Regions from separate parts of the Mus musculus genome. Here all the other regions are linked to region 2. Evidence: chromatin loops called from intact Hi-C (ENCODE). Cell type or tissue: left cerebral cortex. All regions are shown on one strand.

The links. Peaks named below come from ENCODE experiments on the same cell type or tissue, not always from the same donor. Only the 100,000 strongest peaks of a DNase experiment are listed, where the experiment ranks them.
Region 1: it touches region 2 in a loop (8-fold over the local background); 21 of 42 quality-filtered maps call a loop at or near these places.
Region 3: it touches region 2 in a loop (5-fold over the local background); 16 of 42 quality-filtered maps call a loop at or near these places.

Annotation. Positions count from the first base shown.
Region 1 is chr2:84,827,828-84,835,827 of GRCm38, forward strand. It overlaps Timm10 (translocase of inner mitochondrial membrane 10), which reads left to right. Exons shown (of 3, transcript NM_013899.2): 3 at 1,963-2,386. The coding sequence ends at 2,164. Among named protein-coding and RNA genes, the nearest start is that of Timm10, 4.8 kb to the left of the region's middle. In left cerebral cortex, CTCF peaks have their summits at 793 (motif pointing right) and 3,984 (motif pointing right); DNase peaks (open chromatin) are centred at 4,033 and 4,310; H3K4me3 peaks cover 206 bases; H3K27ac peaks cover 1,317 bases.
Region 2 is chr2:84,885,922-84,893,921 of GRCm38, forward strand. It overlaps Rtn4rl2 (reticulon 4 receptor-like 2), which reads right to left and starts at 771. Exons shown (of 3, transcript NM_199223.1): 1 at 741-771. The coding sequence starts at 771. In left cerebral cortex, CTCF peaks have their summits at 1,988, 2,955 (motif pointing left) and 4,238 (motif pointing left); DNase peaks (open chromatin) are centred at 461, 1,263, 1,937, 2,234 and 6 more places; H3K4me3 peaks cover 2,737 bases; H3K27ac peaks cover 2,125 bases.
Region 3 is chr2:85,007,764-85,015,763 of GRCm38, forward strand. All of the region lies in intron 8 of P2rx3 (purinergic receptor P2X, ligand-gated ion channel, 3), which reads right to left. Among named protein-coding and RNA genes, the nearest start is that of Gm39868, 20 kb to the left of the region's middle. In left cerebral cortex, CTCF peaks have their summits at 206 (motif pointing left) and 6,637 (motif pointing left); DNase peaks (open chromatin) are centred at 199, 4,295 and 5,151.

The DNA.
Region 1 (8,000 bases), 58 kb before region 2:
CCCGCCCTCCTAATCCCGCCCCACCCTCACCGCGTGCTTCGCTGAAGTAAATACAGGTCACTGGAAGGACTTGGTTGGCTATTTGGAGGGAATAAAAGGGGTGTATGATGGAGAATCTCCTGCCCAGGCTCTGCTGAGTATCAAGAACATATAAGCACTTTCTCTTCTCTTCTCTTCTCTTCTCTTCTCTTCTCTTCTCTTCTCTTCTCTTCTCTTCTCTTCTCTTCTCTTCTCTTCTCTCCTCGTTTCCATCTTTCTTTCTCCTTAGATAGCCCATTTACCCTTGTTTATGTAGTTTATGTATTTTGTGTTTGTTTATGAATGCCAACATGCATGCCATAGCGCCACACATGTGGAGGTCAGAGGGCAGCTTAATAGGATCTCATCTTGGATTGAACTCAAATCTTCTGGTTTGGCAGCAAGTGCCTTTGCCGCCTAAGCCTTCTGAACAGCCATTTAGTAATGAATAGTATTTAGTTGCTAATATTTATTAATGTTTTTCTTCCTTTTTGGGGGGGATGGAGTGGATGTTGTTTTGTTCTTGTTTTTCACGATGGGGCTTCTCTGTGTTGCCTTGGTTGTCAGCTTAATCTGTATAGACCAGGCTGGCCTCACTCTCAGAGATCCACCTGTCTCATTCTCTTGGGTGCTGGGATTAAAGGTGTGCACACTCGGCCTAAATTATACTTTAACTCTGTGTTAGGCATTTGCAAAGCATTTTATATATATTATCACTTTAAATTTATTTATTTGTTTGTTTACTTGTTTTCTGTGTATGGATGTTTTGCTTGCATGCCCGCAGAGGCCAGTAGAGGGCATCATATCTCCAGGAACTGGAGTCAAAGATAGTTGTGGGCTACCGTGTGGGTGCTGGGAACCTAACCTAGGTCCTCTGCAAGAGCAGTCAGTTCTCTTAACCACTTTCCAGGCCCCCATTATCAGTTTTGTAAATAGTTAAAAATAATTCAAAGGGAGAAGGGGATATAATAACGTAGGATTTTTGTCTAGAATGCAGGATGCCCTTGGTTTGATCTTGACATGGTGCCTATAATTTCAGCAGTTAGAGGCCAGAGACTAAATAGTTCAGGATCATTCTTGGCTATATAGTGGGTTCAAAACCAGCCTGGGATAGATGAGACCAGTCTCAAAAGAAAGAAAGGGAAGAAAGAAAGAAAATCAGTGGGTTAATTTTATTAGTACTATTTTAACACAGGGGAATTGAGGTGTCAAGGGGTTTAATAATCTCAGGGGCTGTAGCTGGTCAGTAGCAATGTCAGGACCAGAACTTCAGCCTGACTTCAAACTACTGCTTGTAGCCGTTTGGAAACATCTTGCTGCACCATCAGCAGCTGAGTGTCTTTAGGCTGAATGTCATAACTGGTTACTCATCAGTAAAACTGACCTAAGAAGCACTGCTCCCTCCATAAAGACATTGCAATATTAAACTGAAAGCCTCTAGCATTAGCACATCATACAGGAACCAGCAGGTATCTGCTGGTTTTCGACAGCAGCTCTCGGTAGGTTTGTCTTGGAGACTACAAATTGGAATGGTTTTTAAAATACAGACTGCGCAGTCAGACTACCTAGCTTTGTGTGACCCTCAGCTCTTACTGAGCTGTGTCTTAATTTCCTCGTCTGTAAAGTGGGGATAGTGATTGTGCCTGCCCCAGTGGGTTACTGTGAGGGTTGCATGACAGAACCTGTATTAGCCCTTAGCGTGACGCCTGGCACACAGCCGGTGTTCAGCAAGTGCTTCCTCTTTAACTAGTCTTGTACATGACTCAAAGAAGAGTCTTAGTTGGAAAAGCGTTCCAAGGTGGTTGAAGTGAAAACTGGGGGTTCCCGCTGTTTTCTTGACGGAGGGAACGAGGCAAGAATCAATGCAGCAGGGTTGGGCTTGTTGAAGGTGCCTGGGATGCTCCAGGAAGTCACTGATACAACCTTGTTCTTCTCTAATCCCAGAATGACCAGTGCCTGCCACCGGAAGTGCGTGCCTCCCCACTACAAGGAGGCAGAGCTGTCCAAAGGCGAGTCTGTGTGTCTGGACCGATGTGTATCCAAGTACTTGGACATCCATGAGAGGATGGGCAAAAAGTTGACAGAGCTGTCAATGCAGGATGAGGAGCTGATGAAGAGGGTACAGCAGAGCTCGGGGCCTGCATGACGCCCCAGGCTGTCTACACCTGAGGTGTACCTTGCCACTTGCCTGATTAAAGTGTCCCTAATGGATGTCACATGTGAAACCTGTCATACTTAGGCCCTTGAGCATCTCCAGGACCCCTGCGTGTAGTAGAGCTCTCCTGGCTGAAGAAGGGGACTTGTCACGCTGGTTTGTGACTGTGTATGTGTGTATATGTATATATCTTATTAAAACAAATTTGTGCAACGCAGTGTCTTTACTTGAGAGTAAAGAGTCATCCAAAAGTAGAGGGAATTTAATGCAGTGGGTCTTTCTATTTGTGGGGTTGGGGTTTTTTGTTTTGTTCTTAAGTACAGGATCTCACTCTGTAGACCAGTTTGTCCTCAAACTCACGGAGATCCACCTGCTTCTGCCTCTCAAGTGCTGGGATTCAGATGTGTGCCACCATGCTCAGCAAGTTGCTTGTATCTTGAGGTGAGGTTTTATTATGCAGCCCGGTCTGCTTCTGGCTTCAATCTCAGTCTTCCTGTGTCAGCCTCTAAATGCTGTGATTACAGGTGTGTACTCCCACCCCACCCCACCCTTTTTTTTTTTTCCGTTTTTTCAAGAGACGGTTTCTTTGTGTAGCCGAACTCAGAAATTCGCCTGTCTCTGCCTCGAAAGTGCTGGGATTAAAGGCGTGCGCCACCACGTCCGGCTCCCCCCCACCCCTTTTTTTAATTTTAAGATTTTATGTGTATAAGTACACTGTAGCTGTCTTCAGACACACCAGAAGAGGGTATCAGATCCTATTACAGATGATTGTGAACCACCTTGTGGTTGCTGGGAATTGAACTCAGGACCTCTGGAGCAGGAGTCAGTGCTCTTAACCACTAAGCCATCTTTCCAGCCCAATGGTTGTGTACCTTAACACAGTGCTTTAAGTCTATAGACCAGTGGGACTGGTAGGTTTGTGCTTAGAGTTTGATGCTTGCTGTGTGACTCTGAATGTGCTACATCTCTGTGATATAGTAGAGTGACTTGGTATAGGAAGCACTAAGTATCTTTTAAAGCTGGATAGTAAGTGGAGGCAAGCAGGCCATTTCTCCACATCAAAAAGGAGCGATTTAGAGGATGTGACAGTGGATAGGATTTTGTGAGCAAGTAGCCACTCTGCTCCAGGTGTTACTAGATAGCTATAGTACTGTCAAGATGGGATGTGGGTCAGCCATCCTGGAAAGCAATCTAGGCCGGGACCTGAGTGGGGACGTCACCATCTGTGTTTTCCTGATTGAGACTGTTCCCCAGTCACTGTTCAGTGTATGAGAGCGCCCACCCACCCAGGTAAAGGTATAGTTAGGAAACAGGTTCAGAGAGGCAGCTGCTTACAGGTCACACAGTATAGCAGTGGGAAGGCCACGCCTTACTGCTGTCCGAGGAGGGCCCTGGGACTGCAGCTTTCAGAATGAAGCCACTGTCAAAGCTGTACATTCAGTGTAGGCTTTCTCTGTAGAGGTGTCTGGGACAGTAGAGGCAGAGACTTTATTTAGCTTACAAGTGCAGGTTCAGTTTTGAGTCTTGGCTGAGATTTCAAGCTGTGTCACCTTGGGAGAGGCTTTTGACTGCTTCAGTCACCCTACCTGTTAAAAATTGCAGTAGGGTCCATCTGCCTCCTCGAGTGGTTGTGCAAACTAATAACCCAATAGTTAGAAAGGTGTCTGGAATACACCAAATACTCAATCATTTGCTAAATTTTGTGGGAAGTGGAAACACTAGATTAACTTCTGTAAAATCGCAAAAGGCTTTGTTCTGTTAGGACGGGCCGAAGTCTTTCTAAAAGTTGAAATACACATTTTGGTCAGCAGGTGGCGCTGTTTGCACACAGGTCTGAGCTGCTGGGGCCTGTGCCACAAAGTTACAGCTGCTTGTACTCTGCCAGCAACGCAGCACATTGCTAGGAAGAGGAGCCACTGTGAGGAAAAGAGAAACTGTATCTGCTTTCAGGTTTAAAAGGGACATCATGAGTATTCTCTTGATAGTGCAGAGCTGGAACAAACAAGGCCTGGTGGACATAGGAGGAGAGGTTCCAGCTCAGGGATAGCTCTTAGGCTGTGCCACGGCAGGGAAGTGTGGAGGGTTGGGAAACAGCTGCAGTGTGGCTGCAACACCAAGTGTGAAGAGAAAAGCTGAGCAATGAGCCCAGAAGCCCGGGCAGGCTCAGCTCCAGAACAGCTTAGGGAGTAGGCTGTGTTAAGCCAGTTGGAGTGTCTCCCGCTAAGGGCGTCAGCAGGCTGTTACAGGATTGAAACCTTTCAGTGGCAGGAACAGGTCTGCTTTTCACAGGCTTGCTCTCTCAGCCAGACAGACCGTGTTAGATGGCAGTAGATAATGGATCAAGGAGGGACAGGGTACAGATTGTGAAAGGAGAAAGGGCTGATGATGTAAAGGCTGGCTCACCTATGTGGACTTGCTGTAGCTAACCTCTCTTGTGGGCCTTGTATTATTATTTTGCGTAATGTTAGGACAACTCTGGGGTAGGTACAACTGTTGCCTTTTATGGATGAAGAAGAGTTATACACGTGTCAAAGGCAGAGCTGGAATTCTGAATCACAAACCCAAGGCTGCTTTCGATGGCTTAAGGGGACTTCCCTAAGGACATTTTTTTTCCTTTTTACCCCAGCCCCCTCTAAGGAAATTATATTGCAGCAACTTTGCATTTTCACACTGTCTTCTGTGGGATGTGCACAGAATGAGTTGGCTAAGGTCTTGCTGCCAGTGAAGCACTGGGATGGAGTGGAGGGTTGGAGAGTCGTAGACTCTTCAAAAGGTCTGAGAAACAAGACTGAATTAGGTCCTTTCTGTCATTGGAAGGAAGTGTAAACCCAGATTTTGTTTTGCTTGATTATCCTAGTTTTAAAAATAAAGAAATACTTCACAAAAATCTAGGCTTTGGCTACTTTTAAGAAGTTAGAAGATCTGTAAATCTGCACTACGTTGATAACAGCCTGTTGGAAGATGGGCAAAGGCTCAGCTGTTCATCAAAGCTCTCACCACTGGTTTCTGCTTCCTCCTCACTGGCCTGAGCCAGTAAGCTCTGGCCTATGCCTTCTACTGTGAGTGAATCCCATGGTAGGCAACTTCTAAGATTCCGGGGGGCCTCAAGTGATTCTTCCTAGTATTTATACTCTTACGTGGATCCCCTCCCTGTATGCAATGTGCACTAGATGAAAGATACTTCTGATAAAAAGGATCATAGCTAAGGTAACAGGATATAGTTATAAAAGACTGCACGTTCTTCTTCTCTTCCTTGCTAACTCTGATCAAGCCAGCTCCCATGTGGAAAGCTGACCTGTGAAGTGGCCCCTGGGGTAAGCAACACTCACATGGTAAATGTCCCACCATAGGTGTGAGCTTAGAAGCAGATCCTGCCCTTGCTTGGCTTTCAGATGACAGCATCCCTCATCCACGCTTTGCAAGCCAGTGAGAGATATTGAAGGTCAGGACCCAGCCAAGTCACATCTTTTTTTTTTTTTTTTTTTTTTTTTTTTTTTTTTTTTTTTTTTTTTTTAAAGATTTATTTATTTATTATATGTAAGTACACTGTAGCTGTCTTCAGACACCAGAAGAGGGAGTCAGATCTCATTACAGATGGTTGTGAGCCACCATGTGGTTGCTGGGATTTGAACTCTGGACCTTCGGAAGAGCAGTCGGGTGCTCTTACCCACTGAGCCATCTCACCAGCCCGCCAAGTCACATCTTATCTCTCAACCTTGAGAAGCTGAGATAAAGCATTGAGTTTTGAGGTAACTCCGCCACAGACAGCTTGTGCACATGTTGCCTGTGTACCTGAAGCAGTTGTCTGAGACTGCTGTTCTCTTCACACCTATGCTAGAATGTGTTGGGTACCATTCTAGGTCCTTGGCATACATCATGAGCAAAACAGAAAAACAGACACTTCCCTTCTTACAGCTTAAATTCTAGTGGGGGATGCTTTTCTGAAGGGTGGACAGTCCCTTCAGAATCTAGGGAAAGGTTCACAGCCTCTTTCAGGCCTCAAACCCTGTTAAAAATCTGACAAATGCTAAGAGTTGTTTTCTCAATACGCACTGATAGACTTGTATAAGGGCTCTTGTATGCTGAGCTGAGAGGAGTCTTGTGATGAGCATCGTCTTAGGTCATAGGATACGTTGGAATGAGGTTTAAAATCCAGTTGATGGGACAAGTACTAAATCCAGGTGGCTTTATAGTTGTGAGAAGCATCAGACTTTGGGCTAGGAGCTGACTAAGCCACACCCACATATATTAGCCGCTTTCTACAGCTGTGGTAAAGGAAATGACAAGCCCCCCTACCCAAAGCCTATCTCTTACCCTCTAGCAGACTCCCAAGGTGCCTGAATTCCAGAAGAATAGCAGGTACCCTAATTTAAAAAAAAATTAGTGGGTACATATGTGCACATATGTCAGAAATCAGAAAAACTTGCAAGTGTTTTCACCTGCTATGGCAGCAAGCATCAGCCCACTGAGCCGTTTCTCTGTCTCTGGTACCCTTATTCTTCCTTCTTCAAGGATAGAAGCAGGCTACTAGACTCCGAAGATATCAAAAGGCACATCCCCCACCAGGTAATGGGTACACCATCAGCAAGTGTGCCCCCCTCCCCTTTCCCCCATGTCCTGTAAGTTACCCACTAACAAGATTCCTTCCTTCCTTCCTTCCTTCCTTCCTTCCTTCCTTCCTTCCTTCCTTCCTTCCTTCCTTCCTCATAAAGCAAGAACTCCTACTCCCAAACCCTGGTTGTCAGAGGCAGGCCTGTGCTGTGGCCACTCATCAGTTATGGTGCCTGAGACCTTTAAGAAGGGACTCCTCACTTGGCCCCTTCTTTGCTGTCTGTCTACAGTGTTGGGGTCTGTGATCTTGTCGTAACCCTCCAAACACACACACACACACACACACACACACACACACACACACACACACCACACCACACCACTTTCCATGGCATTAATATTTCTCCTAAAATGTCTCTTACTCAGAAGGACGATCTGTCCCCAGTGTGCTCCAATAACCCTAAATCAAAGGCCTCTTAGTAAGTGTTACAAAAGATGTTCAAAGAGCAGTGAGGCTGTGAGAAGGACCGGGCTCCCAGTCTGGGTATTCAGAGAAGGCTACATGCTCCAAAACCCGATAAACTAGTGAGATTCAAAGGATGATGAGGATTTACCCTGCAGGGGCTCTGGAGGGTGGGAGGCAGAGGGAAGGCACACCATGCGCCCGCCCTGAGAGGCGCACAGTCCATCAGAGGAGTCAGGCACACTTTGATGAGTTCATCACAGAACGTTAAAGCTCAAATGTTACATAGACTACGAAACAGGTGGAGTCTGGAAAGTTATTGAATCGGGCACTTATGGAAATTGCCTAACTCCACTAACAGAAAGACACGGAAGATATTTCAAAGGCAGTAGCCAGATAAAAGTATTTTCCCAGTAAATCATGCTGGTTATATGTGTGGTCACGTGGGGCAGAATTGGGAAGGCCAGGTTGCAAGGGTCCATTGTGGGCTCAGTGAGCAGCAGGGCTCAGGAAGGCCAGTGTATGGAGAGAAGGCGGGAGCTACAGGGTAATGCAAAGAGGACGTCGCAGAACAGAATCTGGGGTGTCTCCATTTTTGTCACTTAAGCCCGGGGAGACCTGCTGCTGCTGTTGATCAGGCTACAATGGGAGCAAGAGAGGAGAGGGAATGGTTGCTTTAAACTGCTGAGCAACCCTCAGAGCCCCAGAAGGTCCAGCAGGCCTGGAAGGGCAGCTTTCGGCAATGACCTATGCTACAGCCCCCTTCCTCTGTGTGCGTCCCTGCAGCTTTTGGAACTGAATTCTTCATAGGAG
Region 2 (8,000 bases):
TATGCCCCTGTACACCTCTCTCCTGAACTGGTCACCCTCTCCTCCCTCTTCCTTGGTCTTCCCCTGGACCCCAGTTTCTGGTCGTCTAACCTTTATGCCTCCTCCTACCCCTCCTTTATCCCGCCCCCCACCTCCTCTTTCTCACCCCCACCTCCCTAGACACTTTTCTCATCCTGACTCCCCTCCTCCCTCCGACCCCTACCCTCCCCGCCCCCAGTCTCCAGCCCACACCCTTGGCTGTCACTCAGTGCTCGGAACTAGCCTCCTTTTAGCCCCTCCATCTATGCGACTAGGCAGGGCCATTGGGGAATCTCTCTCTACCCCCTTCATTCCCAGGCAGACCCCTACCCACATGGCTTGTCTTCCCAGGTGACTGGAAAGTGCTGAGACACCGGGCACGAGGAGTTGCTGAGTCGGCGCTTCCCCAGCCGGCCCGAGTCCTCAGCGTCCCCCCGGAGCAGGTGGAGCCGGGACAACAGAACCTGAGCCTCTTTCTCCTCCTCCCAGCCAGCTCGGTCTGCCCTCCGCGTCCCCCCTTGGTCACGAGCTCCCCGCACATTCCCGCAGGCTCCAAGCCCAGTGCCCTCCTGCGGCTGGCAGCTCTGGGGGCGGAGGCGCCGCTCCCGCGCTAAGCGGTTTTTTGCTCCCTACCCACCCCACCCCCTTCACTGCCCCACCCTCGTGCCCAAGGAGAGGGGCGCCTCTCTCTCTAGTGTCCTCCCGCCGGCCGGTGTCCCTACCTTGCAGCAGGCGCCGGAGCCCGGGCAGCATCTTGTCTCGACGATCGGGGGAGGGGGCGGCGGGGGGGAGGGCACTCCCACTCGCTCCCTTATCCCGCCGGACAGACGGCGGGGACTCCGCGGGGCTCCGTAAGGACCCGGGGAGTCCCGGGCTACGTAGCGGGGCTGCGGAGTTCTACCCTGCGCCCCCCGGACTCCGTGCCTCGGAAGGAGCCATCGGCCCCGACGGGACGGGGCGGGGCACGACGGGATGGAAAGGGCTGGGTTGACCCTGGACACCCGGTGTCCGCGCCCCTTCAGCAGCGCGGCCCCGCAGGGAGTCGGTTAGTCGGTCGGTCCGTGCGCCCCGGCTGCTCGCCGAGGGAGAGTGGGGACAGCGAAGAAGCGCTCCCCCCCCCCCCCCATTCCCGCACTCGCTGGCTCCTCCCTCGCTTCCCGGCCTGCCGGTTTAACCCTTTGCTGGCTACTAGGAGGAGGGAGTAGTTCTCCATCTAGACCACTCAGTCTCCGGCCCCCTCCCAACCTTGGGAGATCGGGAAGGCTGTGTTCCCGTAGCCTCTGCGGCGCCATGCCTTTAGAGAAATCCCTTCTTGGTGTGTGTGTGTGTGTGTGTGTGTGTGTGTGTGTGTGTGTGTGTGCGCGCGCGCGCGCGCATGCAGTAGTGTTAAGTCCCCTCCCCACCCCCACCCCCTGACTTGTTCAGGGTGAGGATTTCCCAACTTTCCCAGAAGATATGCAGTTTCAGAGCAGTTTCCCACTCAGCGCCCCTCCTCCTGCCCTGCCCTTCGCGATCGTTTGCGTCCCTTAAAGACTGCAAAATGTCACGTTTTCTTTTCTTCCTAGACCCTCAGGGCGGTTTGCATAGCTATAGGACCAGTGTGTCTAGGAGTTCGTGTGAGCAAGTGTATGTGCGCGTGCTCGCGCGCGCAGACGCTTGGGCAGGTGTAGCTGAGTGCTGGCCTTTTATTCCTGTCGGGAACCAGGACCAGGGCGGGAGTACTAGTGTGTGCTCGCTGGTTTCTGCTCTGGTTGAGCCACGCGAGGGCTGTGTGAAATTCTGCGCGCTCGAGTTCGGGATGGGAGGAGAAGGGAATAAATGTTCAGGTGTGTTGTATGTACCTTAAAGCTTTTTACAAATGGGTGTAAGTTTGAGCGTGCGTGCGAATTGTGTGCGTGTGTGAACGCGCGCGCGTGCGCGCGTGTATTTACGTGATATGTCCCAAAGGGTATGATTTCTTATCTCTCGCCAGAGGGCAGAAGAGGATCCAAAAGTGGTAGCAGACTGCTGGTTCACAAAAACTTCTAACCCTCTTCTTACCAAGGGGCGGATAGGGGCCTCATAGGGTCCCTAGACGCCTCTATCCTGGCGGAGTCAGCCAATCCCTGACCTCAGCGCCTTATTTTAAAAGCCTCAACGCCTTTCGCCCTAGTCTTGGTCAGTCCAAGGTGCCTAGTACACGGTTTTTGATAACCCCCGTATGAAGGGAGCCGCTTGGGGAACTGTCGCCAAGCGGCGCACGCGGGGTTGGGATTGCTGCAGTGGTGCCTACGGCGGCGGTGCCAGGGCCATCTGGATGCAGTCGGACCCTGCCTGCGAGTGGAGCGGAGGAACCCTTAGTCCAGGCACGGGCTCCTCTTCATACCTGTGCCTGGGTCCAACGCTGTGCACGGCATACAGTCGGCGCTTTATATATGCTAGTCTCATTCTTCTCATTCACTCCACGCACCTTTTATAATCTGCCATTCTTCTCTCGTACTCATTCGATTTCTCTCATTTTCTCCCCCAACTCTTATTCATATTTTATGATCCCCATCTTTAATCTCTATTCTCTTGTGCGCCGCCTTTTAGTTTCTGTCCTTTCCTCCCCAAAGATGAGATGAGTATATCTTCTGTCTTCATTGGTTCTCTTTCTCTCTGTCTCTGTGTATGTGTGTGTGTGTGTGTGTGTGTGTGTGTGTGTGTGTGAGAGAGAGAGAGAGAGAGAGGGGGGGGGGGAGAGAGAGAGAGAGAGAGAGAGAGAGAGAGAGAGAGAGAGAGAGAGAGTCCCAGCCTCCTCTTGGCCTCTCCAAGTCCGCATGTGTTTCCTCGCCTCTTTGTCTCTACTCCCTTCCTCCCTTTCATCTTGTTTCTTGGCTGGGCTGCGATGTTGGTGGTGGTAGCTGCTCTCAGACTCTTGCACCTCATTCTGGAGTGCCCCCTGGTGGTTCTATCTTACGTTGCTTCCGGGGCTCGCAGCTTGGCAGTCCCTGAATTTTCTCTCCTGCTTTTCTCTTTTTCCAGGTCAGATAGAAACAGAAAGGGGCATATTTGGGTCTCCTCTCTCTGGAATAGAGCCTTGATTTTCCTTGGGTCCTACCCTGTGCAGGGCCCGCTCCTGGAGCGTGCGCGAGGGTGTGGGGGGGTGTTTAGTGCTGGAGGGGGCGGCGGGGAGGGAGTGTTGGGGGTAGCAGGGTGGGATTTGGCGTCCTTCCCCGGAATGAGCCGCGGCACAATCTGTCGCTGGATTTGTTTGCCGAGCTGCCTCCGGAGCGCAATGGGGCTGGCTCCCGGGGAGCGAAATATCACAAGATGCGGAGACAGACGCTGAGGGGCGGGTGGGCGGCGGGCTGACTCAGGTGTGCTTCATCGACTCCCTGGGCCTCAGCTCTTCTGAGAGGGGTGGGAGGGGACACTGGCCCCCAGCACAGGCAGACAACCAAAGCTTGGAGGGGAACCCCATCCTGGGATGAGCTGTGTGGGGAAGAGGGTCCTCAGCTCCAGGCCTCTCCATCAGCCCAAGTTGGGATTCCCTAGACAGCCACAAGCTCTCTAAGCCACCGCCTTGTACAGGTGTTCGGGTTTCCCATGGTTATCTGTTGACTCACCACTCGCTCCTCTAGACTGCCAGCGTTTTGAGGGCAGGAAATGCTTCTCATACAGTGTGTCCAACAGGTGCTGAGCAAGGCTGTTGGACCGCTGGCTGGTGGGTGGGCGGATGGCTAGTAGCGGTTTCCCAGAATCCTGCTGTGCGTTTGGATTTCCCTGTGGGCTATTCCCACCTCTTGCTTCTCCAGACATTTACTCTTGGGGGCCCCTCTCCTTGCACTCTGACAACTCTCTCTGGATTTGAGCACCAGCTTTCTCTAAGTACCCCGGCCCATTCACTCTCTTCCTTACACTCCCTTTACTCATTTGTACATAGAGAAAGTAGCATTCATCAGGTTACATAGTCTCCAGCTCCCAAGGCAAGCTGGCCTCATTGCTGTTTCGAGGTCTTTTTTTTTTTTTTTTTTTTTTGATACGGGCTGACCCATTAGAGGCAGACCTCGTGATGGGTATTTTCGTTTGTTTGATTGTTTGTTTGTTTTGTTTTTGTTTTTGTTTTTTGGCAGCGAAATGTTTGGAGATCCCAAGAGGTATACTGATGGCTCAGTGTAACCGGGGAAGGTGGCCTGGTCATGTAGACAGATCTCTGCTTAGACAGTTGGCCGGGCTCTGGGTACTCTTGGCCACAGACATGGCTCGCCCTCTGGTGGCTATATGCGGAGCTGCAGTCCTAGTGGAAGCCAAAGATCTCTAGAAAGGGGTTGATGAATATAGACTATTCCCCTCCCCGCACTCCCCCCCCCCCCCCATCAAGCCAGTTTCTGGGAAAAAGAAGGCTAGAAGGAGGTGGCATATTAGCCAGATTATCACAATATGTCCTCCATGAGTATTCTCATTGTGTCACTGGGACCCCTAATCTTTCTGGTGGTGCCATTTAGTGAGTTAACAGAGCCTCCCCCACCCCCTCCTAAATACCTCCTGTTTGGCACCTTCAACATTAGAACACTGTTTAGTAAATGCATATTTTGAGATTGCTCAGTGGTCACAAACACAGAGGCTCTGTCTAGTGCATGCCTTGCTGCACAATTCACTAGTTAAACAGATGACCTTCACCAAGGGGCTGAGCGCTCTCTAAGCCTCCAGGCTCCTCAGGTAGAAAACGAGAGAGGAAAAATTCTGGTTCCCAGATCATAGAGTTGTTTGAGGATTAAATGAGATAAAGCATGAAAAAAAATCTAACAGAGTCTCTGACCCCCTGCTCAAGAATGCTAAATAGTGTCGCTACCTGTGCTTGTAGCCTAGAACGACCTGGAGACCAGACTCTGCAGTTTGTGGGTAAAAAGGAGAGTTAGAACCTAAGTTCATCAGGGGTAAAGGGTCGTGCTGGGTTGTGAGTCCTTAGTCATGATGGCCTCCCCATGGAGCTGAACTTGACATTGCTAGCATCTCTTAGCACATGCCAAGGTTGTTCACCGTGATGGCAGGATTCCCAAACTCAACCAGAAGTTCAGCCTCAATCCTTCCTGTGAGTGTAACCTGGGATGGCCTCTCAGGGCTTCAGTTTCCCCACTGTTGAAGGGAACATCGCGGATTTGGAGTTCCTGAGAGCCTGGCTTTCTGGCCTTCCTTCTGGGATGGAAGCTACTTAACCTGGGGTCTATCAGTCAGGGTCCACATTGCTCTTACTGTCCCAGCTCTGGGCAGTGGGTGGTGTATGGGCTCGGTAGATGATCAGGATTTATATGTAGGGATTCTGTGGAACTTCATTTTAGGGTTCTTAGCTTTCTCTCTATCCACCACTCAGAGCTAGTGGATGTTCCCCTGCATTACTCGGAACTGGTCCATTACCACACACACTGCATCATCTTCAAGATGCACCCGCAGCTGGAGGATCATGACCTGCTCTGCTAGTCTTGTGGGGGAGAGGACACCAAAACAGACCTTTCTAAATCGAGGAAGAAAAAACAAACAAACAAACAAACAAACAAACAAACAATATTAGTTTAAAGGTCATGTTTGGGACCTGGAGAGGTGAATTGGAGGTTAAGAACATTTGTTCTGGCAGAGGACCAGGGTTGGGTTTCCAGCATCCACACGGTGGCTAACAAATATCTGTAACTCTAGTTCCAGAAGATTCAATTCATGTTACTTATGGCACTTACTGTGTGTCATTACTTATTTCAGGCCACCAACTTCTGTGCACTAGATGGCTTAGAGAAACTCTATGAGGGAGGTTTTGTTTGTAGTCCGTTTAGCAGATGAAACACAAACTGGAGCCAGAAGAGTCTTGCCTTGAGCTCCATACTTGCCAGTCTGTCTCCAGGCAATATCCATCCACGAGATAAGACTTACCTAAGGCCTCTTAGAGCCTGTATGCTCACTGTGGTGCTAGGGACTACAGAGGTTTTTTGTTTTTGTTTTTTTTTTTTTTATCAAGGCCCAACTCTCCTTTGAGGATACTCATGAGCCTTTTCTCCAACCCACCTTTCTGTTCCCATAACAGAAGCTTGGCTCGGGGGAGGGGGGTGCATTAGAGAGAATGTTCACAGACCATAGATCTGCAGATCTGGGTGTTTGTGTGTTTGTCCTTGAGGACTCTTGTTAGGGCTAAAATTATAGTTTGGAAGAGACTAGGACATGGTATATTTCTGTATAGAACCTCGTGGAATCAATCCATTCTAAATTTGAATGCAGATTTCTAGTATCAGATTTCTTTGTAGAATGCAGGAAGGGTGGCCGCGGCTTGGGAAGCAAAGGGTTACTCAGAGGGGCAAGTCTTGCCTGCTTTGACTGCTGTGTGAGGAGAGAACTCCCAGCCTATGTCAATAATATTTCTATTTGCACTTGCACCCCAACTCTGTACATTTTAGGTCCAGCCATGCCAAGAAGTCACATGACTTCATCCAAAAGGATCAGGACTGAGCAACCTCAGTACATACTAATAATCTCTCTTTCTTGAAGCCCCACATAGTGCTGAGCTTCAGTCAAGATTTGGCTTCCTGGAGGCATAGTAATTCAAAAGTTGGGTCCCACTGCCTGGACTGGAGTCCCTTGAAGGATGAAGGGACTCTTGTATCCTTAAGACCATGAACTTGCCGACTTGCCTAGTTCAGAGTTCACATTTTCTCTCATTCCACTTATTTTATGTATGCAGAAGTGAGCCCTGTCAATGTCTCTGATATTTCCATGTCACACATACATTCTGCTGGGGTCTGGGTCATGCTGGTATCTATCAAAGGGTGAAAAATTAAATTGGAGGTGGGGCAGTGCTTAGAAGTCCTGTTTGTGGTGTTTACTAGATGGGTTGCCTTAGAGATTTTTAGTCTGGGGACCACATTAGAGAGCAAACAAAACAAAACAAACAAACAAACACAAAACAAACAAAACCCAATGAGCCAAACATCCGTATTGCTATAACTACACTTCTTTGCATTACCTTTATGAAGACATCACATAAGGGTGGGCGTTTTGGCATGTCTGAGATCCTCTTTGGGAAAGACTTTCTTTAGTTATGTAGTGAGCAGATAGAGCAGAATAATTCTTTCCCTCTGGGTTCCACTGGATTTTCAAGGGAGGGCAAGTTCATGGGAAAGAGGGGGATTGTAGGATAGGGGTGAAGAGAAGAGCCACATGCCTTAGAAGGAGGGACATAAGACCCCTACTGACTGGGGTCTGCAGTCACTGCCTAGTCCAGATCCCTGTTACAATATCCTGCTGACAGATATCTCTGCCTCTCAGTCCATTTTCCTCAATTAAGCTGAGAATTAATCTTCCTAAGGTGTAGTCTTGCTCACGCATCATTCTGCTCAAAAAACCTCAGCGGCCAAATCTGGCTAGCAAAGGATTCCTCTCTGTGGACTCTGAGGCACTCCCTGGAATCTAGCACATGAATCGAAAGACTTCAATAGACAAAGAGGTGAGGGATGTGGCCGGCTGCTTCACCCAGTTGGATAGGAAGAGAGCAAACAGATACTTGGGAAATAGTTCAAACTGTTTGTGATCAAAGAGATGGAAATGAAAGCTGAATCAGGGTAGCATTTCAGACTGATTAAATTAGCAGAATTTAACAGACATCATCATCCTGCGCTGGCAAGGCTGGGTAAAATCTGTGCAAGCGAGTCGTTGGAAGCAGTCTGCAAGCCTGCAAAACAACCAAGTGAATATGCAACAAGAGCCCTGAGAGTATTGTTATCTTTTGACCCACTAAGCCCGCTTCTGGGAATTGGTCTAAAGAACATAATTCAGTAGGTGGAAAAAAGCCCCCAGGCATGCCAGTGGAATCATTCTCTTTCATTTCTCCAAGCAGTGAGATGGTTAAAAAAACCACGGCTGCTCTAGTCAATGCAAGGCTATAAGGCGAAAACCTGGTAATAATCAAGGATATGCAGAAACATGCAAACTGTTTATAACTTGTTTGTTGATAAAGGGCAGGACACAAAATTTGCATGAATGCT
Region 3 (8,000 bases), 120 kb after region 2:
GGGGATAAATTAGCATTGGGAGGGGGAAGGAAATACTTCAGCAGAGCAGGAGAGGGAAAAAGGAGACATAAATAAACGATGGATAGAGCTAGTTGGCTCAGTGGTTAAAAGCACCAGCTGTTCTTTCAGAGTTTCCGAGTTCAATCCCCAGCACCCATAGGGTGGCTTATGATCATCTATAATGGGATCTGCTGCCCTCTTCTGTCATGCAGCTGTAAATGCAGACAGAGTACTCATACGTAAATGACAGTAAGGATGTTTTAAAAAGGTATAGGGAAACACATTGTTTTATAAGCTTGCTTTAAAAATATAAGAGTGGGCTGGCAAGATGGCTCAGTGGTAAGAGCACTGACTGCCCTTCCGAAGGTCCTGTGTTCAAATCCCAGCAACTACATGGTGGCTCACAACCATCCATAACAAGATCAGACGCTCTCTTCTGGATTTTCTGAAGACAGCTACAGTGTACTTACATATAATAAATTAATAAATCTTTTTAAAAGCCAGGTATGAGAAATCTCACTTTAAGTTGCAGATCAGGAGAGCCCAAGAGGCTCCTGTCATTGCCCTTGGTGTTTTCTAGTGTGAAGACACTGGAATGTGAAAGTAAGATCCTAGTGCACTTCATATACAGGACTTGGAAGAACTCCTCTGGACCTGAAGCCTCGCTCGTATAGTATCTGAAGGTGTCATACAAGCTGCCAAAGAAAGGATCTACCCAGCTGTAATGCCTATGAATCACAACAATGACCAGCATAGCAAGATATCCCTGAAAATGAAATAGTGGTACTTATAGCTTGATGCTAACCAACAGCAGTCTATAGTTGGACTTAAGGCTTGCTGAACAGGAAAAAAATCGTGCATCATACTGTAAATCTAGCCAACTACCCAGAACTAGTGAGGTTTCAGAGAAGCACCTACAACTGCCACTTTCTTAAGCTGGTATAACTCCTAACTGTTTTCTAAATACAAATACTAATCCTTATACTTAAAGCTAAAACTAGCTCTCATCTCTCCTCAATGCATATTCTTCTTTCAGCAGATGGGGACCATTACAGAAGTCACAACTAGTCAGAATGCAGAGAATGGCTGACTGTGGGGTGCTCAGCCCCAACTGATGTATCTACAACACAGCCATTTTGTACACCTAAGGCTCAGAGAACATCATGGGGGGGGGCATGGAAAGATTTTAAGAGCCAAAGGACCTCCTGCTGTTAGATAGTGTTTCCTAGACAAATTGGGAAGCAGTATCCACAAAAATCACAATAATATGGTTGTCTAAACAAGACCTGCATGATGACAACATCAGTGACATGCCATGTCAGTGGGGGAGATTTCACACGGCCTCACTCCTAGCTGAAGAGCTACAGGTAATCAATGGCTCAGTGGCTGCTGAGAGAGGAAGAATCAATTTTCTCCAGAAATTAGTTCTTTGATATGTGGTTCAATCCTAAGTTGTCATTCCTAAACATGTACGTAAGAGCAACACTAAACAGATTCAGTAGGGTGTGTGTGTGTGTGTGTGTGTGTGTGTGTGTGTGTGTGTAACCTGTTTTATTTTCCCTTCCTTTACTTAGGTTGCTTTTGGTACAGGGCCTCTCTATGTAGCTTGGCTGACCAGCAACTCCCTCTGTAAACAAAGATTCTTGTGGCAACCTTTGAGCCTCTGCCGCCCAAGTGCTGAGATTACAGGCTGTATATCACAACACCCAGACTCTCTATCTTTGATCTTGCAAGCTACAGAAAAGGACAACTCTCAGGTGAGGGGCATGGTTGAGATCTGAACTCAGGCTGCTCAAATGCCAAGTCTACTAATTCCCTAAGCTGGAAACCAAAAAAAGAGTTGACTGCAGTCCCACGAGGCAAGAAGCCTGTTAAGTAGGTGCTTCCAACAGCTATCAAGGAAAGCACACCATGGCTCTGACTTGATGATGCTTAAGTACTAGAAGAGAGACAGTGCTCAAGCAGCTGCCAGTGCTGATCTGAGAGGGGGAAGAGAAAGGAGAGAGGAGACAAGGCTGGAGCTGTCAGGGATGAAGCATCACTACCAGGCCTACCTAGAAGGGCCACTGATGCCAGACACTGGCAGGAGGCTGCTGTAAAGCACTCCTCTCTTGTCTCTAGAGTGGGTCTCTGCTTTTTGAGGACTGCCCTCTTGCTCTCTGGTGTCTGCAGGTTTGGTTGATGAGAGGTTGATGATGGCTGAGGACCAGAAGGCAAGTGTACTGCTTCTCAGTCCCATCTTGGCTGTGCCTGTTTGTGCCTGTGTGCTGCATATGCCAGGGATCCTCGTTTAAATCTAGACACCCATTTCTCCCACAACGACTACAAATCTAGGGTGGTAATGGCTCCCAGTTTTCCTATCTATCTGCCTCTGCTCCTGTGTTGGTTCCTCAGGTGTACATTTCTCCCCAAGCTCTGGCTGACTGTGTTTTCTTACTGAGATGTTCACAGAGACACCTACCTGTTCTGTGACCAAACCAAACATTTCAACGCTGGACCAAACTGAGCCATTCTGAGGCCTGACAGTAGTGAGATGCTTTACATGTGTTCCCTTGTGCCATCCGCGGGGACAGATAAAGGATGAGTAAGTACAAACGCCAATTGCTGTAATAAATCATTTGTCAGAGGTGCTTCTGTGGGGCAGGGTTGAAGCTCCATCCCAGTGTGACAGGGCTATAAATAACAGTGCACCCTTCAGCAGCCCCAGCTTCCAAAGCCCTTCCCTGGCCATGCCCCTAGACACCTATGTGTGTTAATTTAGGCTCTCAGAGTTTACAGAGTCTTTACAGCCCATTTTATAGAAATAGAAACAGGTTTACAGAGGGAATGAGACTTGCTCTCAATCACACTTATTCCCTGGGCTGGAATCCATCCATACCCTGGGCTCTAACTAGTTCATCTTTGTTTCATGATGATGGTGGTGGTGGAGATGGTGATGATATGATGGTGGCAACAACTATTATTATTAAAAACAGAGTCTCACTATATAGCCTAACCTGTCCAAGTTGGCCTGGAGCTCACTATGTAGACCAAGATGACTCACAGCTCAAAGAGCTCTGCATGCCTCTGCATCCTGAGTGCTAGGTGTAAAGGTAGATATTGACTGTTCTTTTTGCTTTGTTAGTCTCCTGTAGTCCAGCCTGGTCTCAAAGTCAATATGTAGCTGAGAATGACCTTGAATTTAGGGTCCTCCTGCCATAGTCTCCCAAATGCTCAAATTACAGGTGTGTACCTCCATGTCTAGTTTTGTTCTTGATTGGGCATCAGAAACCAGGGCCTTGTGTATACTAAGCAAATAGTCTACAACTGAGCTACACCCCCTTTGTTTTAGTTATTCTTAGCTTAATTATTCTTAGTCATCTCTCAGTATTTCCAAAAGGTTGATTCTAGAAGCCCCGTGGACACCAAAACCCATTTTATATAAGGCTCAAACCCTTTATATAAAATTGCATAGTGTTTCTCTATAAACTGTGCCCCTTGCTTTGTTTGTGTTAGAGCCTCCCTAGATAACTTATAATGAATGCCTAACAAAGTGTACATTTTGTGCAAATAGTGGTTCTTCTGTATTTTTTAGGGTATAAGAAGGAAACAAAGCCAGCTCTTCTTTGGGGTGTGTATAATTGCTTCCTCAAATGTCTTTGATCTACATTTGATAGTGTCCACAGATATAGAGCCCACAGCTAAGGAAAGCTGCCTGCATTTTTATGGATAAACAATTTTGCTATTTGGGTTCAGGTTTATCATTCCCTTGATCACAGGAACTTGCCTCTTTCAACTCTCTGTCCACCATGAAGCTCAGCATGTGATAGAACTAGAAGCTGAAAGAGACCTTCAAAGTCATCTCATCATTATCTGTAAGAGTTTTCATCCCTGAGGCCTGAACACTCCTGTGCAAGGAAGCAGGCAGCCAAATTTATCTTTGAGTAGTGCCAGCCATTGCAAGGGCTTCCCCATGCCGAGCTGACATTCAGCAGTGTTTGCTGAATGGAGAAGGGTTTTTAACACGGTGCACAAATCCCTTGGAAGCACTCATATATCTGTTTAGAAATGATTTGTCCTCCCATAGAGTAGTGGAAACTCCTTTCTAAAGCAGGACTCAAAACTGTTAAACCAGCAGGAAAAACAGCAATAAACATGCAGGATCCGGGTTTGACTTGGGAAGGAAGAGTTGGGCCTGGAATTTGGGTTTCTCTGTGAAGGAGGTGCTGTTCTCAGCAAAGCTTTGCCTGCTGGGAAGTCATTTTGCCAGCTGAAATACACTTTTACAGTTGATTCCGTACCGATAGGAAAATATCGCCTGGCAGTCTCTTTGCATCTGGGACGGGGGCCACATCCTTAGAGCCTGCTGGGACTCCTCCCCTGAGAGACAGGCCTGAAGCCAAGTTTATTTACTTAAGAGTCTAGGGACCTGATTAATTGCAAAAGCAGCCATTTAAAAAGTCTGCTGTTGATTTTTAAAAGCACATTACTAGCTGGCTGGAGCGGCCCACACCTGTCATCTAGGCATCAGGAAAGTAGGAGGATTACTGTGAGTTAGAAGCTAGCTATCCTGGGTCACATGAGCTGTAGGCTAGTCTGGGCCACATGGGCAAGCAGGGCGTGGGAGGCAACCTTACTGGTCCTGCTATGTTATCTGTAGCTGCAAGTGTAGGTTGTGAGGCCAGCGGCCCAGTCTTTGAATACCTTCTCTGGCACTATATAAGGTATGTGGCCTTGGCTAGATAAAGGAGACTCTGAGGCCCAGAGTTCCTCAGAGGTGAGAAGATAACCCTCTTAGTTCCTTGGTCAGCACTCAAAAAGTTTTCGATCCTATTTTCTACTAACAACATCAGTTGCTGTGCTGACAGGATGGAAACACACATTAGAAAAGGCTGGGTCCACCCAGGACCACTGGCCCTCTCATTACTACCACAGGATGGTGAGGAGCGAAAAGGATCATGGCGACAAAAAAACATACCCCACGGAAGAGGCCTTCCAACGGTATGGTTTTCTGTGAAAAGGACTGAAGTGGCTGCCTTTAAAGACACATGTCCTGTGGCATTTGGAAGGAGGAGGGGAAATGCAGACTGTAGAGAAGTGACGAGCGCCAGGGCCCACTTCAGCTCTGACTCTTTCAGTTGGCCGAGGAGCTCAGTGATCTGCACGCTGTGATATGGTAGCGGAACCAGGCCAACTCTGCGTTTTGAGAAAGCTGCTGTGGGTGCGTTTCCAACACAGAGCGCCTGCTGGAAACACCTAGCACGCGAGGAACAGCTAGCAGATGAACAGGCCTTTTTTTTTTTTTTTTTTTTTTTTTGTCCCAGACACCAAGAGAGGAAATCCAAAATTGAGCTGCCTTTTCGGAGCAATGCTGTCTTAGGAACTCTTAGAGGGAAACTGAGAAACCAGACATCATGAAAAGTGCTTCTGTTCGTAGATGGAGCTTGGGGACTCTTATGGAAGAATAAGGGAAGGATTGTGGGCCCCAAACAGGATAGGAACTCCACAGAACAACCAACAGAGTCAACTAACCTGGACCCTTGGAGTCCTCAGAGACAGAACTACTGACCAAAGAACTTACACAGGCTGGATCATTGCCTGCACATATGTAGCAGATGTGCAGCTTGGTCTTCATGTAGGTCCTGAATAACTGCAGCTGGGGCTATCCCCAAAGCTGTTGCCTGTCCATGGGATATGTTCTTCTAGCTGGGCTGCCTTGCCGGGCCTCAGTGGGAGAGGATGTGCCTAGCCTTGCAAAGATTTGATGTGACAGGGTGCAGGGATATCCAAAGGGCCCCAATCTCTTGGAGGAGAAGAGGAGGGAGGATGGAGGGGGGGGAGGAATGTGGGAGGGGGTAACGGAGAGGGGGAAAGTGAGTGGGATGTAAAGTGAATTAAAAAAAAATTCTTTACTAAAGGTGAAGGAGTTTTAAAAAGTGCTTCTGCTTTCCCCCTACTAATCAGCACTGTAATCTTACAGTTACTACATTTGTGTGTTGTTGGCAAGTCATAATAGTTGAAGGTAAGTTAGAAGGAATGAATACAGACCAAGACTCTGGCTTTGAGCCTTGGTGAAGGTGGGTCATTTCTGACAAGTTTCAAAACCTTTCTGCGTGGGAGGGTGTGGTGATCTGTGAATGAGGTCAGAAGCACAGGTGTGAAAGAAAGGGTTTCACAGGTTCACCGTTCAGGGCTCTTAACATAAGGAACAGAGGTGAGCTTTTGAGGTCTTCAAAGACATGGAATTTTAGATTGCATATGTACAAATGTATACGGAGCTGGAAGGACCTACCTGCCCCCATCTAGGATGCTAATTTCCTGTGAGGGTAACAGAACTATATGAGAGAAAGGGGGCCCATGTCACTACTTCCTGTGAGTCTTATATTTGCAGACAAATATCTTTTAGTGACATGCTAGGGACTGACCTCAGAACCACAGCCTTGGGCATGCTAAGAAAGTGGTCTACCACTGAGCTACGTCTCTAGTCTAAAAAAGAGTATCTTTTAAGGAAATGTATATTTGGGGGCCAGAGATATGGCTCAATGGTTAAGAGAACTGACTGCTGCTGCTCTTCCAGAGGTCCTGAGTTCAATTCCCAGCCACCACAAGATGGCTCACAGGAATCTATAATAGGATCAGATGCCCTCTTCTGGCGTGTTTGAAGACAGCTACAGTGTACTCATAAAATAAATAATCTTAAAGAAAAGAAAATCTATATTTGTAGATAAAATGGCTTTTAAGAAAAAAATTGCTTATGTCTGTGAGTGCCTGTTCTTTTACTGGGCAATGGTTCACACTTTGAGCAACAGTATAAAGGGATTAGCAGCCTCCACCTGGTAGTAGAGGGACTTGGACTAGATCTCATATGTACCTTCTGGTTCAAGCTTCTCCCTGACTTGGTGCACTGCTTTGTCTCTGTTCTGGATGCTGGCGGGGCTTCCCCTCTCCTCACATGCCCATGTGACTTTAGTTCCAGCCCCTGCCTTCTGTCCTCTGCCCTGTAGACCCATGTCCTATCTTTGGGGCCTGTAATTTCCCTGCACTCTGCCCACACTTTCAGATCAGCCCCTTTATTAAGCTCTCCTCGAATTACCCAATTTGAAACTGCCATCTGCTTCCTGCCGAATCCCTGATAGATACAGTGTTATAAATCTGTCATTAAACCATCAGTGCCTACACACACACACACACACACACACACACACACACACACACACACTGACTTGCTCTCACTCAGACTTAGCCACATTCAGTGGCTAACGAACACATTAATGCCCTCACATGCTCTCTGTGCTCACACAATTACAACAAGGAGCCCATCTTAAAACCCTGTACCGGTGAACTGAGTGTCTACCTGAGCTGCAAGACCCACTTCTCAGTCCTGTGTTTAAGCTACGGGATGCCACCTCCTGGGGGTCTTTTATCTGCATTGTTGAACTGCTAGGTTTTATTTTTAGATACAGCTGCACTTTGTCCACCACAAATCCAGACAACCCTAGCAACTGCATTCTCAATATGCTTGGAAAAAAGCTTTGAAAACATTATATTGAGGGATAATTAGAATATTTACCTATGGGGAATAGGCAAACCAAGGAGTGAAAATTCTCTCCACCAAATTGCAGGTGGAGAAAGAACAAAAGCCTTTAGTGAACATACAAAAATTAATATAGATGGATAGTATAGATGGATAGAACCAAGCACGTTAGGTAAGGATTGAAGGGAGATGCACCCCCAAGGCTACTTTGCCAGTAACTGGACCTGGCTCATTACAAACAGGTGACCGTATGAAGTATCCTTGTGCTTGGGATTATGTCTTAGGAAGACAGATGCGGGAGCAAGGATAGAATGACCTCTAAGGCTATATATACTAAGTTGCTCTCACAATCTCAGACAAATCACTTCTCCCTCAGAGCTCCTGTTTCCTCTCTGAAAGAGGACAGCTTTGTCTAGAAGTGCCCAATGGATCTTTTAACACCTAGACAATCTCAAAATCAATGATTCTGCAAGCAAAGAGCTGCAGA